Regions from separate parts of the Homo sapiens genome. Here regions 1 and 2 are each linked to region 3. Evidence: chromatin loops called from intact Hi-C (ENCODE). Cell type or tissue: HepG2. All regions are shown on one strand. Region 1 has its middle 52 kb from the start of NALF2. Region 2 holds the start of NALF2 (NALCN channel auxiliary factor 2). Region 3 has its middle 2.0 kb from the start of EDA.

Evidence for each region. A loop is a pair of places that touch in the nucleus more often than their neighbours do. Peaks named below come from ENCODE experiments on the same cell type or tissue, not always from the same donor. Only the 100,000 strongest peaks of a DNase experiment are listed, where the experiment ranks them.
Region 1: a loop joins it to region 3, with 6 times the contacts of the local background. A loop is called at or near these places in 5 of 110 quality-filtered maps.
Region 2: a loop joins it to region 3, with 12 times the contacts of the local background. A loop is called at or near these places in 23 of 110 quality-filtered maps.

Annotation. Positions count from the first base shown.
Region 1 is chrX:69,555,353-69,557,852 of GRCh38, forward strand. No RefSeq gene overlaps it. Among named protein-coding and RNA genes, the nearest start is that of NALF2, 52 kb to the left of the region's middle. In HepG2, no CTCF peak of the experiment used is centred here; DNase peaks (open chromatin) are centred at 1,189 and 1,609; H3K4me3 peaks cover 1,447 bases.
Region 2 is chrX:69,502,259-69,504,758 of GRCh38, forward strand. It overlaps NALF2 (NALCN channel auxiliary factor 2), which reads left to right and starts at 2,068. Exons shown (of 3, transcript NM_015686.3): 1 at 2,068-2,500. In HepG2, a CTCF peak has its summit at 1,414 (motif pointing right); DNase peaks (open chromatin) are centred at 1,353, 1,633 and 2,043; H3K4me3 peaks cover 942 bases.
Region 3 is chrX:69,612,903-69,615,402 of GRCh38, forward strand. No RefSeq gene overlaps it. Among named protein-coding and RNA genes, the nearest start is that of EDA, 2.0 kb to the right of the region's middle. In HepG2, no CTCF peak of the experiment used is centred here; a DNase peak (open chromatin) is centred at 1,259; H3K4me3 peaks cover 115 bases.

The DNA.
Region 1 (2,500 bases), 58 kb before region 3:
CCTGGCAAGAGATGGCAGGGGTGCACAGAAGAGATGGGCAGGAGCGCAGCCTTCTGAAGCAAAAAGAGTTGGAGTGGGATTCTGGGTGGAGAGGCCAGGGAGAAAGGGGCAACAGTGAATGAAGAGGCCCCAGCCTGGCCAAGCTCAGCAACTGAGAGGCTGGGTGGGGCCTAGGCTTTGGAGACTCAATCCCTCTTCCTTGGGGGAAGTGCCAGGGGTGGGGCCATGGACAGCTTAGCTCTCCAGCCCCTTAGCAGCCCTTCCTAACTCACTGGTAATCTGTTTATATGTTTATTTGCAAGATTGGTTTCTGCTTCAGTGAGGGGGGGCTTGGATCTCTGCCCTCAGGCCCTCAGTTCTGAGTTAAACTTCCCTAAGGAGCGGACTGCAGGCTCTCTGCCCCATTTGGCTGACTTTCCTCTGCCCTCTCTGTTCCTTGGGACCCTGACTGGTGGACAAGGAAGTTCCGGGTGGGAAGGGGGTCTGGTCTTCCAGGACTGGCCAGAGAAGCGAAGGGCTCTGGTTCCCTACAGGCCCAGACATCTGGGGCGGGGGTGGGGTGGGTCTGGGCAGGAACTCCGGCTTCATAGGAACCCTGAGAAAATCAAACTGAAATCCTGCCCAGGGAAATCTGCAGTTGTCCAACAAGAGCTTCGCTTTAATACATGTGGTAATTTTTTTGTTGTGCTTATTCAGACTGCAGCAGCTGCAGAGGGAGAGGCCCGTGAAGGGGGCAATGAGACTGGAGTGGGGTGGCAGGGTGGGGAAAAGGTAAAGGCCGCGTTGCCACGGAAGACCAGAGCCTAATGAGGGGAAAGCGGTGAGGTGCAGGCACTTGGGCCTTGGGAGAGGAAATCCCGGGGAATGCAGGACTGAGTCTGAAGACAGACAGCAAAGAGAGGGCCAGTGAGAGCCTGACTGGGGAGGCGCATGGTTTGGATGATGGTGGTGGGGGCCGAGGAGGGAGGGCGTGAGAAAGCAACCCTTTTACTGCTGATGGATATTGTCTCTTACCATAAGTCAGCATGTGAAGTATTTGTCTATTGCAAAACTGGAGAGATAAAATTCTGGAAGGTCATTCCCAAGGATAGGAGAGGGGCACCTGAATGAATCATCAGAGAAACCCAGGGGAAGTGGGTGGAGTTCGTAACCTGAACTAGGAAAGGCCTGATGATTCACTGGGCTCCAGGCCTGTCAATCCACTGTACTCTGCCAATGGTCTGAGAACTGAAGGTGTCCCTCAAACATGACACTGGAATTCAGTGAGTGCTGTAAAGGGGGAGGGGAGGGAGTTTTGAAACAGGAAGCGACAGGGAGTCTGCTACTGCCCTTTGAAGGGGGCTGACCTGAGTCATAGAGCTAGAAAGGACCTCGAGATCATCTGACCCAACCTCTTTGTTTTATACTCAAGGAACCGGCATTCAGAGAAGGGAAGAAATTTGTCCAAGGTCACAGAGTTAGTGAACTACGTAGACAAACAGGCTTCAGAAAGAGGCCACATAGGTTACTAGAGAGAATAGTCTCAGGTGTTAGCCCAGATAGGGTCTGCAAATACTTGGCAAACATAATGCCGCTTCTCACTCCTCTGTCCCTGGTGGACATTGCACCCCAATTTCAGTGCTGACGCTACTTTGAAGTCCTTCTTAACTGAGTACACTAGGCATTGACATGGAAAATGAAAGCAATTTGTAATTTCAGGCCTACAATAACAGCTGTGTGTGTCACAGAAGGGTAGAACTAGTCCTAATGTCTAATTCGTTAGATACCATTATCGAAGGCTCTTTGGGTTGCAAGCAACTGAAGGAAGAGTTACCCTCAGGAAAGACAGGAACCAGGACTGCTTTGTAGATCTAAACAGTGGCAGTTGGTGGCCCCTCCTCATTAAAGCACTGCTACTCATGAGACCCAGCTTCAATGACTGGCTGCCACACTTTGTGTCTCCCGCTGCCGGTTTAAAATTCCTTGGAGAGTGAAGTTGTTTGGACCGAGTTGTAAGAGATTTTTAAACCCTGGAACAATAAGTGATGGAGCAGGGACAGGTCTACTGGATAGAAAATCAGCAGTGACTGCCATAGGGGTGGCACCTCCGCAGGAGGTGTCTACCAGATACGCTTCAGGAAAACCTAAGGGGACCAAGAGAAACAGGCTGGAGTGAAGGTGGGCTTTTCAGAGACCAGAGCCTAGAGGCATCTAAGAGGAGTTACGGAAACATCTGCTAGGCTACTTGAAGTGCAAGAAAGGCCACTTTTGGGGTAGATAAAGGAGTATATTCCTTACTCTGGGACCAGGAACCAGGGTAGTTCTCTCAGGGGACAGAAAAGATACTCAGGACAAGTATAGAGTTTCCCAGGGCAAGGAGGTAATCTGGCAATGTCCCCCATCTCCCTTCACCCCTCCCCACTGCAAAGCCAAATTAATAAAGCGGATTCTGGAAAGGACAGAGAATCCCACCAGCCCTAATGGTGGCACAAACCCAAACTTTCCAGGCAATGAGTCTGAA
Region 2 (2,500 bases), 110 kb before region 3:
GACATCCTTCACACACCGCCTTCTTTGCTACCTGTCCAGCCGGTCCTTACTCATCCCTTAAGGTTTCAACTAAACTCCTTCAGCTCAAGACACATATTTTACTCATGTCTATATTGCTGATGCCTAATACAGCATCTAGAATGTAATAGATCCTCAATAGATGTTTGACAAAGGAATGAATCAATGAATGAATGACTCAACTCCAGCGGCTGTGTGCAGAATCATCTCTGAGGGAATCTGGCAAAGTTGACTGGTCCCTCCCTCTATGGGAGGGACACCTACCATCCTTATTGCACTAGGTTGCAATTTCTTCTTTAACATGTCTGCCTCTCTAATTCAACTGTGAGCACCTCAAGGGCAGGGCCGTCTGATTCACCGCAGTATCCTACTTAGCCCCTAGCACAGTGCTTGTAACATAATGAATAAATAGGCCTCCCAAATGCCTGACAGTTTTGTCCCTTGTCTCATTTCCTGCTACTCCCTTCCCCACAAATTCTCACCATCAATATAGCCAAACTGCCACACTCGTGGCTTCACAAACATACAAAGCTGCTCCCTACCCCTGAAACTTTTCATCTGCATTCCTTTTATTTGGAATGCCCTTCTCAACCACCCACCCTAATCCTGCTACTTTAGAAACTAGCTCCATTTGTCCCTCTTCCAGAAACCTTTTATGTACCCACCCCAGTCCACCTCTGAGTAGTGCTAACGATGCCCACCCATTTCATTTGATCCTTGGCATCCCTTCGTGTTACTCAGGGGAAAACCAAGACTCAGAAAAGGAAAAGACTCTCAAGGGTACACAGCATATCAGCAGTTGAGTTATTTATCCAAGGCTCTAGTTCATGAATCCTCCCACTAGCCAATATACATGTCTTGTTTCCTTATATAGACTATAATTTCCTTTAAGGAAGGAATGCCTTGGCTCTTTCATCTTTCCAGGGCCTTACTGGAGTGTTAAGAGAATTCTAGAGTCAGACTGAGTTTCTTTTTTAGCTGCTCTGGTTACTTTAGGCAACAACCACACTAAACCTCAGCTTCTTTGTATGTAAATGAAGATAACAGTAGTACCTATCTCATAACACTGTTGTGAAGATTGGATGACGAATGCATGCAAAATGTATAGAGCAGTACCTAGCACATAGTACGCGCTCAATTAAGGCTATTTTCTTTATTGTTATTCTTAACATTAACAAATGCTTGCCGGCAACGGTTGACAAAAAATTACAATGTGAGTTACTGGGAGTGAGGAAGGCAAGCAGACCACAGGGTCAGTGGAGTCCAAACAAGGTTAGTGGCGCGTCAGGATGTTTGTACGTCCGAATTCCTAGTGCCATGTGACTCTGTGAGGGCCCAAGCACATGGTTCCATCCGGGCGGCGCAGCTTCTCTAACTCTCAGTCAGCTATTCTCAGCAGCCTGTAGGGGGAGCCAAAAAGCTAGGACGGGGGCTGGTGCTTGGGTGGGGGGCGGGCGGGTGGGGGGTGGAGGCTGCTGGAAATATTCCTAAGGGCAAACACCGACACCCCACCACTACTATCTTAGCCCACCGCCTTGCCCCCTCCAGGACGCTCTCCAAACTCAGTCTTCCTCAGCAGCTAAGCTGGGAGCTGTCCTTCAGCACCAAGGGCCGCCTTGTCCTCGGGCAGGACGGTGAGGGCGAAGGTGGAGTTAGGGACACTGGACTGGTCCGATCCGCAGCCGGCTCGAGCGTCTTCCAGTCACGGGGACGGCGGAGGCGACCCAGAGAGGCAGCAAGCAGCTACGAGATGCCTGCTGCTCCTTGCCTCCAAGAATCACCCTCAGAAGTCCCCTAGCCCTCGGGGGAGTGAGGGACGGCCATGGAGAGGAAGGCGGGCGCCCGGGTTAGTGGGGGAGGGGGAGCGCCGAGGCCTGGGACTCAGCGTGTGGCATGTGCACGCGGGCAGCGGGCGGATGAACGGAGGCGCTGAAGTGAATGGAGTTGGGGGTGGACTGGAAACATCCCCAAACAGCACCGGCTGCGGCCGGCGGGGGCTGGGGCGGGGTGGGGTGGGGGGAGTCCTGAGGCGCAGGCGCAGTCGGGGCACCAGTCCCGCTCCCTCCTCCTCTCCGTGCCTCTTTCTCCGCCCTGCTCCCCGCCAAACACACTTGCACAGGGGCTCTCAAGGTGTTCTCCGCACAGCGGAAGATGGCGACAGACTGAGGGTGCATGGCCAGCGGGAGCCACGGGGCCGTGCCGCTGGGCTGCAGCCACAGCGGTGCGAACGAGAGGCGGAAGCGAGAGGCGCACTAAGTAAAGCCCGGTGTCTGCGTCCGGCGCCTGTGGCGCTGCCGGGAGCCAGGTGGCCCGCCCGAGCCGGAACTCCAGGAGCAGCGGGTGCGGAGCCAGAGCGGAGCCCGCCAGGGACTGGCCCCGGCGAACACCCGGAGCGCGAACGAAGCCCGAAGGGCCCGGCAACGGACCGGCCGGCCGGCCTAGGAGGGCGCGAGCGAGGCAGGGAGCGGCGTGGAGCGGGCAG
Region 3 (2,500 bases):
TCCCTTTTTGGAATTCTAGGTAGTCTAAGTTACCGTGAGTGACTTCATGTCTTATTCATTTGACAAACAATATTGGTGCCTACTATGTGGTAGGTGCCATGCTAGGTATTAGAAATATCAAAATAAAACAATATTGGTGCCTACTATGTGGTAGGTGCTATGCTAGAGATTAGAAATAGCAAAATAGAAAGGACACAATTCTTACCATCAAGGAGCTCATAGTTTAGTGGTAAGAAATCCATGTGAAACATTCAAAATGCAGTGTGGTAAGTGATATCATCAAAGTATGCTCAGGGTGCAATGAAAGCACAAAGGAAGTCTGGTTGGAGTGAGTTGTGGGGCCATACCAGACAGAACATGTGAATTGATTCTTGAAGAATTTATCAGGTTTCTAAGGTAGGGGCAATCTTGACAAAGAAACTAGTTTGTTCAAAGGCACGGTGGTGTGAGAAGTGTCAGCAAATTTAGTAGTGTGCAAGCATGACTTCCTTGTAAAATGGTGGAAGATAATGTTGGAGAGACAGACTAGAGGGCATGTTAAGGAGCTTATATCTTGTCTCCCGTAGTACCTGGGATCAAAGAGGTAAGGTGAATGAGTGACAAGGACAGTAATGAAGGATAGAAGAAAGAGGTGGTGATGGCTGTGGAACTTGATTGTTCATGCTTATTTCAAGGAGACAGTTCTAGCTGAGTGTAGCCACATGGGAATGTGAATCCAGAGTTATAGGGTCTTCTGGTTTTTTAACAGAAAAGCAGGAAATCTGGATTTTTTAAAAATGTGAAATCTCCAGAGTTCCAATAGCTGACAATTGCTTTTTTTTTTTTTTAATTCAAAGGTTTAGTTGATACTGCACCGAACACAACACATCTGTTTGCTGGATGTGGCCTGCAGGCTGTCATTGAGACCTGTGCTTTAGGGGACAGGATACGTATGGAAGCATAGAAGCTAACTGAAACAAAACTTTAAAACACTTAAAAAATAACCACATACATTCCTCTCTGGATTGCCCCATTCCAACATTTCTACTGCATATGATGACACATGTTCTTTCTCTGGGGAAGCAAAGAGAGGTCCCAGGTCAAATGCAACCCTCAGGGCTTCTGAGGGCAATGGTGTAATCCAGAGTCTCAGTCAAGCCTGGTAGAACATGGTAAGGTGAGACCAGTGTGGCCCCTGAGCATCACCATCACCACCAGGAGATGGCTGTCATTTGTTTCCTTTTCATTTTAGAGGAAGAAAGGGCAGCCTGTTTAAACTGTGTATGCAAGAAAGTCAACATGGCCAGTGACAACACAGACAAAACACAGTGTAAAGGCTGTTAAAGTTCAAACTCCTCATTTTACTGCCGGAGAAACTAAGGCCCTGAAAAAGCACAGTGACTTGCTCAGAGGGACCCAGCAACCTAGTGGCAGGATGAAGTCTCCTGACTCCTGGTCTAGCATTCTTTCCAATAATCCCGGGCTGTGATAATTAAAGTAAATCAGCCTGGCAGTTTTCCTAGCATCTAGAATTCCTGGACTGGACAAGCAGGACTTGAGAGCAGCTGTTAAACACCTTTTTTCCCCTTAGCTCTAGGATGATGATATTCTTTGTGAACTTTATATTTCATGGGTAGGGGTTAAAGAGACGACACAAAGATGTTTTTGAAGCACTGAGACCATTCACAAAGTGTACAGAGAAAAGTTGTCTGTGGCTAATATATTTAAGGCTTATGACCTCTGTGCTCTCTGGACTGACCTGCCAGCAGATGCTTTTGGTTTTGTGTTTTATTTCTCTTATTTTGTCTTCTTTTCTATTTCTATCTATGTTTTTCTTCTCTTCCACCAGCCTAGGTCTTAGGCCTACACATAAGTGCCCCCGGCATTGCTGAGCCTCCATGATGACACTCAAGATGCCTGCTGCAAGTCAATAAAATTGTTAATTATTCATTACTCAATAACACGGAATGAGAGTGCGTAGTGACTATGAAGCATACATGGTTCCCCTGCTATGGTCATTTCGCTTTCTATAATCTCAGACTAGTAACTCTTGTCAATTGTGACTCTTGATTTAATCCTTTCCATCCTTCATTTCAGGGTCTATTGTTCTGCCTTTTGCCACTTTTTTTTTTTTATCTGAACCCGTTTCTGATTGGTGCAGCTGTTGAAGATGCTGCAGTTGCAGCAGTGTACATCTGGAACATTTGGCTGACTTGTTGAACTTCCCCCAGGGAGTACTCCAGGAGAAGGATGGGAGGGGTGGAGAGGCCAGAACAGTTGCCTGTAAATAAAGATGCCAGTAGTGTCTGGCCATTCTGTGGACCACACTTGTACAAATCCACTTCATTCTGGCCCTCGGTTTCCCTGTCTACTCACTGAAGACATACGTTCTCCAATCAAAACTGCTGCAGTGGAAGAAATCTATTCTGGCTGTGGATGCTCTCATACAGCATTTTTTGCATTGTACAGGGATCGATAGATATTTGTTGAATTAATTAATATATCAAGAAATCCTAGGAGA